Linked DNA regions of Homo sapiens: region 2 is linked to region 1. Evidence: chromatin contacts called from ENCODE Hi-C or POLR2A ChIA-PET data. All regions are on one chromosome and are shown on one strand. Each heading gives the region's core, a stretch centred on a gene start or an enhancer-like site at or near the end of the contact. The rest is flanking DNA. Distances are from core to core; before and after follow the strand shown. Region 1 has its middle 190 kb from the start of LINC02343. Region 2 holds the start of MAB21L1 (mab-21 like 1).

Region 1 (4,374 bases), core at 1,181-3,680:
TCTGCAGCAATTACACTTTCTTTGTGAAGTTGTGAGTGTAGAACTTTACAAGCATTCACAAAAGAAGAGAAGATAGAGCAATGAACTCTCATTTATCGAATAATTTGCACTGTTGAAGTTATCATAAACCTCTAATAGCATTTTGCCAACATCGCTTAATCTATCCCCCCAATGTATTGATTTACTTATTTTTTCTTGAGTAATATAAGCAAATCCCAGACATCTCATTCCATCCATAGATACTTTGCAATGCATAAAAGATATCAAATAGTATTTCTTTAAAAAAAAGGAAAAAAAAGAAAGGGAAACTTGAAAAATACTGACCTCCACCCCTGCATTCAAGGTATCCAAATTTTACTTTCAAGGCCTAGTTCAAATTTGCTAGGCTCCCTCTCAGTAGGGGCTGCATCCTCTTACTTGCACATTTGGAAATTTATTTTCTGCTGTCTTGTAGCATGTCCTGAATTAACTTGACATAACATTAAATTTTGTATTTTTATTTAACTTCTCAAGAATTTATGTTGTTTCTAAAACTAGAACAGGGAAGCAATGTGGTATAAAGGAAAACACTCAAATTTGGACTCAAAGGCTTAGTTCTAATTGGGATTTTGCCATTTTTACTTAAGTTTTCTGAACTTCAGTTTCTATAGCTGTAAAATGAAGAAGAAACTGGCCCTGTTACATTGCAAGCTACTCACATTCTTACATTTTAATTTGCGTTTATTTTAATAACTTAATTTTTTAATATGGGATTAAAGATGTTTACCTGCATGAATACATTTCAACAGAACCAGAAGAATTGACTATGATTTTTTAACCCATTAAGATAGCATAAATCACAACACATGATTTATTTATTTGAAAGATTAAATAAGATAATGAATGTGAAATGGCTGGCTCACAGCAGACTGCAATAGATGGTACCTATTATTATTAGCTTGGGACCAACTACCTGGAAGCAAGAGACTGTGTCTTCAAAAATTTGTTTCTTACCCCACAGAGCTTAGTCCTGTGACTCACACACAATCAGGAGAAGGACAATTAATATTTGGGTCTTTGCCTTGCTGATATGCCAGGTAGAGAAATGTTTACACATTAGGAAAAAAAAAAAAAAAACCTTGCGATATAGAGAGTATTTTTCACAATATCTGGAGAGAAATTTCATCTGATTTGGAATTATAGGTTGAAGGACTAGACACGACCAGGATACGTCCTGAGACTGAGGGACAAATCCTTATTCTAGCCACACGCAAACAGCGGATTTTGAAAGCTGCCTCCAGCAATATAAAAGAACCTCAGAGCTGTGACTCAGCACAGGGTTATAACACTCTGATTTATCTTTCTCTAATCTCTTCCTCAAGGTCTGAAAGAATCTACTGTGCAATTTAGCAGAAAAAGTAGACAACCTCCGCCCGGCTCTTGTGCTCCGGTAATCCTCTCTCGAACCTGTGAGCAATTTCCAAAATCCGGTCTCTTTCTTCTAGCTCTGGTGTAAATGTCTTAGAAAGACTTGTAAACCAGAACAAGAATTCAAATAACCTGCCAGGTCAGTGTGCTTGCATAGACTTTTGAAGTTTAGAAAGATGTATGTATGACCAGAACCCCAAAGAGCTAAGCAAGATGACTGGAGGTTGCTGTTTCCAAACACCATGTCTGCACGCAGGGAAAATGTAAGCAGGTTTAATTGTCAGGATCTCAGTACTCTGATCCCGCCTACAGTCCATCCTCTCCCAGGAACTCAGAACTCTAAGCTCTTTCTCCAAGAACTGCTGGGAGGGGACCCTGGATTTTCCTTGGGGAAAATCCAGTGTTGCCAGGCTGATGACAGATTGCTGTTTGGTATTATTAACAGATATCAGTTGAGGTTGGCAAAACCTCTCTCCTTCCTTCTGCCCCCTTGCCTGTCGATATTTATTGATTCTCCATAGCGTTTAGAGCTGAATTTAACTCCCCATTTTTTCTCTTCTCAGCCTCTCCCTGTTAACAGGTTCATCCTCTAATTCTGAGTTGAAAAATGGATCCCCTTCCCTTCCAAAGCAGGGAAACTTGACTACAGGCGATCACATTTTTTTTTTTAAATGTGTTAAGAATCACAGCAGTTGTCCACTGTTGACAAAATGCTCAAAGGACAGAGGTGTGAGGGCTTGTGAGAAAATCCACAAATTCATCATGAAGTCCGTCATGGCAGTTAACTTGAAAACCAGGGATGACAATGTGGGTGACACCTCCTTCTTAGAGTGTCCCATCGCAGAGAACAGGGGTGGCTTGATCTGTACGGCATCCAGCATTGTGGGGCCTATGGTAAGCATTCCGAGAAATAGGGGGAGCATGTAGCATCACAGGCAAGAGGCGAGATGAATGAACTTTCTGTTCATTTGAGAGTGCAGACAGAGGTAGGAGGAAGTAGGTGGAAATGAATCAGTGAAATAAACCGGCATCTGCTCGCACACGGAGCATGCCGTTTCCTGACATGACTCACTGCCCAGCTCCTCCTGCCGCCTCTGACTCACCGTGCAGAGAGGCTGGTTTCTAAGGAGACCACTGAGGGCTGGGCAGTAGCCACCTGTGTAGACACTGTGCTCACATGGCCGTGGAGCCTGTTATCTAGAAAGCCTCATTTCTTTAAATGTCATTAGAGAGAGAGAGAAAAAATATTTCTTAAGGTTATTCTTGAGGTTATTTACAGACACACATCTGCTAGGAAGGAATGAAGTTCTTTGTTTGTCCAAAATAAGCAATTGATCCATGTTTTGGCCAACAGAGCTGTGCTAAATGCTGGGCACATTTGGAATGACTGGGGGATAGGGGAAGGATGCAGGAATGAAGAAGAGAAAAATGGAATTGATATTTCAAAATAAAATGCAAGTAAATCTATGACATATACTTACATAATAGTGGCTCACATGTTTAGTACTCACTGTATGATGGACATTGCCAATAAAAGATCAGTAAGCCCAGTTCCTCCCCTCTCAGAGCTAGTAGGTCCCAGGACGGTGGAGACAGCGAGCTTCTCAGAGAGCAGCTTTTCTGCAACTCATGGAGGGTGGAGAGAGAAGTTAATGTACCCAAAGTGAGAGACACAGATGGCACCTACAGGAGCCTTTCCATTCTCAGGCCACCCAGAATCTCAATTAGTCCCACACAATGGTGTAGAAGCTCTCATCTAACTTGGTTCATTGAATGAGTTTGAAAATAATGGTAATACTGTTTGTCAGTAAAGAGATGCTGGCAAAATACTCCAAAAGTTTCTGCTCTTAAAGAGTTAACTACTTCCCCTGAATACCTATTTGTATTTTTTAATAGCTTCAAAATACCTTATCACAGGCAATGGAAAAACAACAACAACAACAACAACGTCAACCTAGCCAGTGTCAAAACTATCGTAAGTTCCCAACTAATGAATTTTAAATTTTCATGAGCTTCTATTAGGTATTTTGTACCCTTAGTTTTTTTACGCCACCAACACTTTTCATCAAAAGGGCATGAAAACATTGTGTGTTTTTAAAGGGTAAGAAAATTCTGAGGTCTTATTTTCCTTTTAACCTTATGTTCAATAAGCTCACATCCTTGCAAAGGAAGTACATAATTCTACCATAAAAATCAGCCTTTCATGGATTCAGAGTTTTTAAGAAAGTCTAAAGTAAATTTATCTGAAAATAAATCTTCCTGAGAAAAAATACATTTTTTTCCTGGAGTCGTTTTTAAAAATATGACTTGATATTATAGCTGTATGAAGGAGTATCTGAAGTACTGACTTCTTATATCATTCCTTTACATTTTCCTCAGAGTTTTGAAATTGCTCCCTATTGAACGAGCCTATTCTCTGTGCAGAGGAAGCTTTTTACACCTTCTATAGGCGTGGAAGGCAGCAAGAATAGATCTCTGGATTGGATTGTTTCTGTTTCTCCCTCCTTCTCTCTCTCCCTTCCTTCCTTCATTCCTCCCTTCTTTTTTTCTTCTTGCCATTAATAAGCGTTTTTTGAACCCCAGAGTTGACCACATATTTGCTCTTCTACCTTTACTTTGGGTTTCTTTGGAAGATACATACAAAGATGGTATCTCAAGGTCCCTGGAAGAGTCAAGGCAGAGAAGATCCTCTATACATGAAAAGGAGGCAAAGAAGACATGGAGAAAGATGATGTCCTATTCTTAGTTACAAGTTTCACCAAATTAGTAGTGAGAGGATCATACATTTACAAGACCTGAAGATGGTAGATGCTCTTGGGAATATAGCAGGGTGGGCAGGAAAGAGGCAAGTGGAGACTCAAGTGCATCTCTTCAACACACTTAGACTTTAAAACTCCATTTCAGCTGGCAAAGTTTGGCAGTAGATATAGTTTTGTGAGAAGTAAAAAGACCAGATTGGAGCCATGA
Region 2 (4,374 bases), core at 1,149-3,648, 1.3 Mb after region 1:
TTTCAAGTGCATTTTTCAAATATATAATTCAGATATTCAAGCGTTATTATATAAGCTGAATTCAAATTTCTTTGAATATATTTAAATAACATTTCAAGTATATTTATGGAATGTTAGAAATAGAACAAGCAATATTTGAAACAAAATGTAAACTTTTTAAAGTTCAGACACTTTCAAAGACAGATAAAAGTACCAGGAAGAAATCTACCTTTAAATGATATCTTTGTTAGTGGAAAATGTCTGGAAGTATCCAGAATGGCAATTTAAGTTCTGTTCACCAAATCACAAAACACCAACATCCACACTTTCAAAGACAATGTGAGATCACAATATTTGTTACAAATCAAAATATACATTACAGTTTCTTTCAGATGGCATATCCAAATCGTGTTTACTCACAGACAGATGCACCTAAATCACCAGGATTGCTATAATCCTTTGATAGTTAGGCAGAGTGTTCGTCTCGGTCTGGCGTTACAGCTGGGCTGTTTACGGAGTGTTACGGTGTACTTTTCAAGGGAGATAGGAAATCGTGTGGAAAGAAGTCTTCTAATACTAGTGGCTTTGGGTTTTTCTCCATCCGCTTCCCCTACTTTTTCTCCCCTTGTGGGGGTGGGTGAGATGATGTTTAAATATTGTATTATTATTCCTTTTTAAAGGAAGAGATTGTTTGCACTGCGGAGTGGAATATTAGGAATTGAACAGAAGTTTACACTTAATAAGGACTTTGAGAAGGGTAATAATTTCGGCTCTTGATTAAATCATCCTCTAAAGTTTTTCCAAACTTTTCGGGTTGGTCAGGATCTCTCTTGCCAGTCGCCACGTTTGTTTGGCAGCGTTTTCCAGAGCTGAGTGAGGTTTGCCTTGAAACAGATCTAAGTTCGGTAGAAAGTAGTGGGGACACCGCCGGCACTGCAGGCAGGAGATAAGTTGCAGCAAAATCCCGTTCAGCCGATCACCCAGGCAAGACTCGTCCCAGTCCGACTCTCGGGGATGCTTTTCACACTCGTAGGAAACCAGAGTCTTCATATGGTAATTGTTCAAGGGCTGGCCCGGCAGTTCAAGGTGACGATCCCTTAAGGTTTTGAGGATGGAGAGGCACTTCTTTCTGCAGCCCCCCATCTGCAGTCTGTTCTCTGCCTCCGCGAACTGCAGCACCCAGGCGTCGCTCTCCGCCGAGCTCTGCTTGCCGGCCAAGGAGTGGCACTCCTTGGACAAGAGATTGAAACCTTCCGCCTTGACCTCCGCCACCCGGTTGGGTCCCGGCCAGGGGATGTGGGGAAGTGGCCAGTGGGCAGCACTCCTCGGCCAGATCCCGGTGCATTTAAAGGCCGGCGTGATCTGCACCACGTACCTATCTCGGATTCTCAGTTTCACTTCGCTGGTGTCTGCCACCATCTTTACCACATCCCGGTAGCTACATTTGTCTACCGCTTGAGCCACCAGCGTCTGAAACCTGGACCGGATTTTGCGCGCCGAGAGGTAGCCGGAGGCGGTAATGAATTCCACCCAGAGGGACATGCTCCTCTTGCGCCCGTCGCTCAACTTCAGCACCGCGCAGCCGGGCAGTGAGCCATCGTCCACGAAGTTGAACACCCCCATTTGGTTGAGATAAAGCACCACTTCAAATTCGGTGGGGGAGATGACCTCGAGGCCCTCGTAGCGATTGTCCATCTCGTTGAGAGAGCTGATGAACCGCGGCTCCTGCACTTCCACTTCCTTCAGTACGTCGGAAACTACTTTGCAGACTTCCCGGATAGTTTTGGCAATGGCAGCTTTCCTGGCTTGGCATTTTTCGTTGTAGTATTTATTCAGATGGTAGACCAGCTTGGCCTGGGCCGCAATCATGTTGGGGCAGAGATCCGGATTGTACACCGGAGTCTCGCAGTAAGCTGTGGGATCCAATGCGGCTGCTAGAGCTGGAGCCAACTTCGGTGGAGAAACGGGCCGCAACACTCAGAAATGGATCAAAAATGCCTTTCGGAAGTGCTGCAGCGTTGGTTTCCCTGCTGCTGCTGCTGCTGCTGCTGCTGCTGCTGCTGCTGCTGCTGCTGCTGCTGCTGCTTTTCCCTTCCTTTTATCTTTGAGCCCAGCCGTTCTTAAAGTGAAAGACTGTCCTCCCCCCTCTGCTTGTCTCTCTTCCTCTTTTAAAGAATCCTTGTGTGAGAGAACCGCATGGAGAGATCACCTTCTCAGGAATAAAAAACAAAAGTTGCGCTGAGACCCAGCAAAGCTCTTCCAGTAGTCAAAATAAGCACCCCTTTCCGTATTTATTTGCGCTTTCCCGTAATCATTGTGTGTGCAGCACTGTTAATCAAATGGAGGAAAAGTGTGCTGAGTGTGTGTCCGGGGTGAGTGTGCGTGTGTATATGTCAGAAGAAGCTGCTGTTGGTTTGTCTAAGAGCCCAGATGCACTCGTGTGGAAATTATAAAGGCAGGGCCAGGCAGGCGGGCGGCCAATCGCCACTGGGCTCGTCACGACAGCCTCCTTCAGCTCCAACCCGGCTAATTAATCCCCACTCATGGATATAGGCACACAAACTAAAGGTAGGAGGCTGCTGCCGGCGGAAAACCACTCAGGCCACCTAGACAGTTTGGAAATCAAGAGGAATCTCTCAGCTTTGGTATTACTTGAAGCATATTGACGTTTTGAAAAGACTTGGCAAAGCGGCTCTCTTCTGTGCCGAAAACCTGCTTGTCTTTTACCGCTGAAATGCAAATACAGGTGTATTAATGGGCATCCATCAATTAGTGATCTTGACGGGGTTTTCTAAAACAAAATCACTAACTTGCATTTAGAGTAAGATAATTAACGTCTGTTAATCCTTGGGGTCTTCTTAAATGCAGGTTGAAAGTTTGTTCTTTCATGCAGACTACTGGCATATGGAAGTTGGCTTTAGATGGAGGAGTACCTGTGTAATTTTCTCATTCTGGATGTTCCTATATGTTAAAATGATTTTTTGAAACGTTATGGAGGTAGTATGCTCTTTTTTTACTTATGTTTTTTTCTTTTCTCCATTTGTTGAATCTGAAAATTATTGCTGAGTGTGTGAGATGTTCTACCCCTGTTTAAGTTAGGATATTTAAAAAATATTTCGTACATCCCTCTGCCCCAGCAGATGCAGTCTTTGCACTTTGGTGGACTTGCCCAGCATTACAAGCAGGACACAACGCTATATATGCACTTATAGAAACATTTGAAAAATAAATTGTCTGTGGGATGGACAGAGTACTTTAGCGTTATTTCATAGTGACCTGTATTTTAGTACATAAAATTCAGGTGAGATCATAGAGATCAAGCTTCCTCACAGATAACTATCCCGAAAAATTGAAGGTTTGGGGTATCTGGCTTGTTTACAGATGTATAATTAAGGATATATCTCCTGTCTTAAGTGTCCTTAAGTGGTGACCTGGCAGTAGACTTCTAATTTTATACTATTTCGTGTGATTTAATTAAGGGAAAATGGTTAACATTTGCAAAGAAAATTAACTTGCAGTTATCTGGGGGGTTTTTTGGATTTAAACATCATTTTGAAAACAAAAATGAAATAAATCATTTCATTTCTGAATTTTGGAACCTGGAAACAGGAGGAGGAATTTTTTTTTCTAGTTGGTGGTCCAGTTGTGTCCTCAAAGTACAGGAAACTAAAGAAATACTACTTAGTGGTTACGTTGTGGTTTTTAAAACTAGGTGGATTTTTTTAATTGTCTACCTTTAATTTAGATGCCACGTCTTTCCAATTAAGAATATTTCCCGTCAAATCCTATAACTCCCGGTAACATGTTTGTAGACACTTTCAGAGTCACTTTTAACAAGATATTCTTCAGGGCTCCCACTTGCTACTTAAGCTTTTGATTTTTGTTTGTGTGTTTTGTTTTGCACAGGCACAGCATCACAAAACCACCTATTATTTAATTTCTCCTTATCCAACAGTGATAGATTCCAATTTAGCTGAAAATAGTATACATTGGGGTGCGTGGCACCCAGCTACTCTATTTCCCAAGAACCTTCCATCCCCTTAAGAGCAGGGTCTGGGAACACCCAAAAAACCCCTCCCCACTTTGCCGTCATCGCGGGTGAATGCACCACTACCTTTTGGCAGTTGGAGGGGAGACCCATCAGAGCCGGAGAACCTGCAGCCACGACGGCGAGGATGTGCAGTGGTCTCTGGGGAAACGCCGCCTTCTGCCCTCACCCGGCGCGTGTGGCCCTGTGCCGTCCGCTCGCCGCCTCTCTCTCGCTGCTCCGCATTCCCGTGCCCTCTTACTTTCCTCTCTGGGCTCAAGATCGCTACGCTTTATTTCTGCGTGAGCTTATTTGAAAACCTTACTTGGTGTCCCGGCTTACTCTCCACGTCTGCTCCAGACCACGGT

The links. A loop is a pair of places that touch in the nucleus more often than their neighbours do. ChIA-PET counts read pairs that join two places held with the same protein, here RNA polymerase II (POLR2A).
Region 2: a map with no recorded cell type shows a loop between it and region 1 (5-fold over the local background). The contact joins the promoter of MAB21L1 here to the enhancer-like site in region 1. A Hi-C loop is called at or near these places in 1 of 37 single-sample maps with no recorded cell type. POLR2A ChIA-PET finds 5 or more read pairs at or near these places in 1 of 52 experiments (activated CD4-positive, alpha-beta T cell).

Annotation. Positions count from the first base shown.
Region 1 is chr13:34,154,726-34,159,099 of GRCh38, forward strand. No RefSeq gene overlaps it. Among named protein-coding and RNA genes, the nearest start is that of LINC02343, 190 kb to the right of the region's middle. RefSeq lists an enhancer at 1,828-3,027 and a silencer at 2,536-2,595. Within about 2 kb of position 2,431, at least 13 of the 41 ENCODE cell types and tissues checked have a DNase peak (open chromatin) inside an H3K27ac peak, as active enhancers do.
Region 2 is chr13:35,474,291-35,478,664 of GRCh38, forward strand. MAB21L1 (mab-21 like 1) reads right to left here and starts at 2,399. Exons shown (of 1, transcript NM_005584.5): 1 at 1-2,399. The coding sequence starts at 1,848. The coding sequence ends at 769. The region is part of intron 41 of NBEA (neurobeachin); the gene reads left to right. RefSeq lists an enhancer at 975-1,971.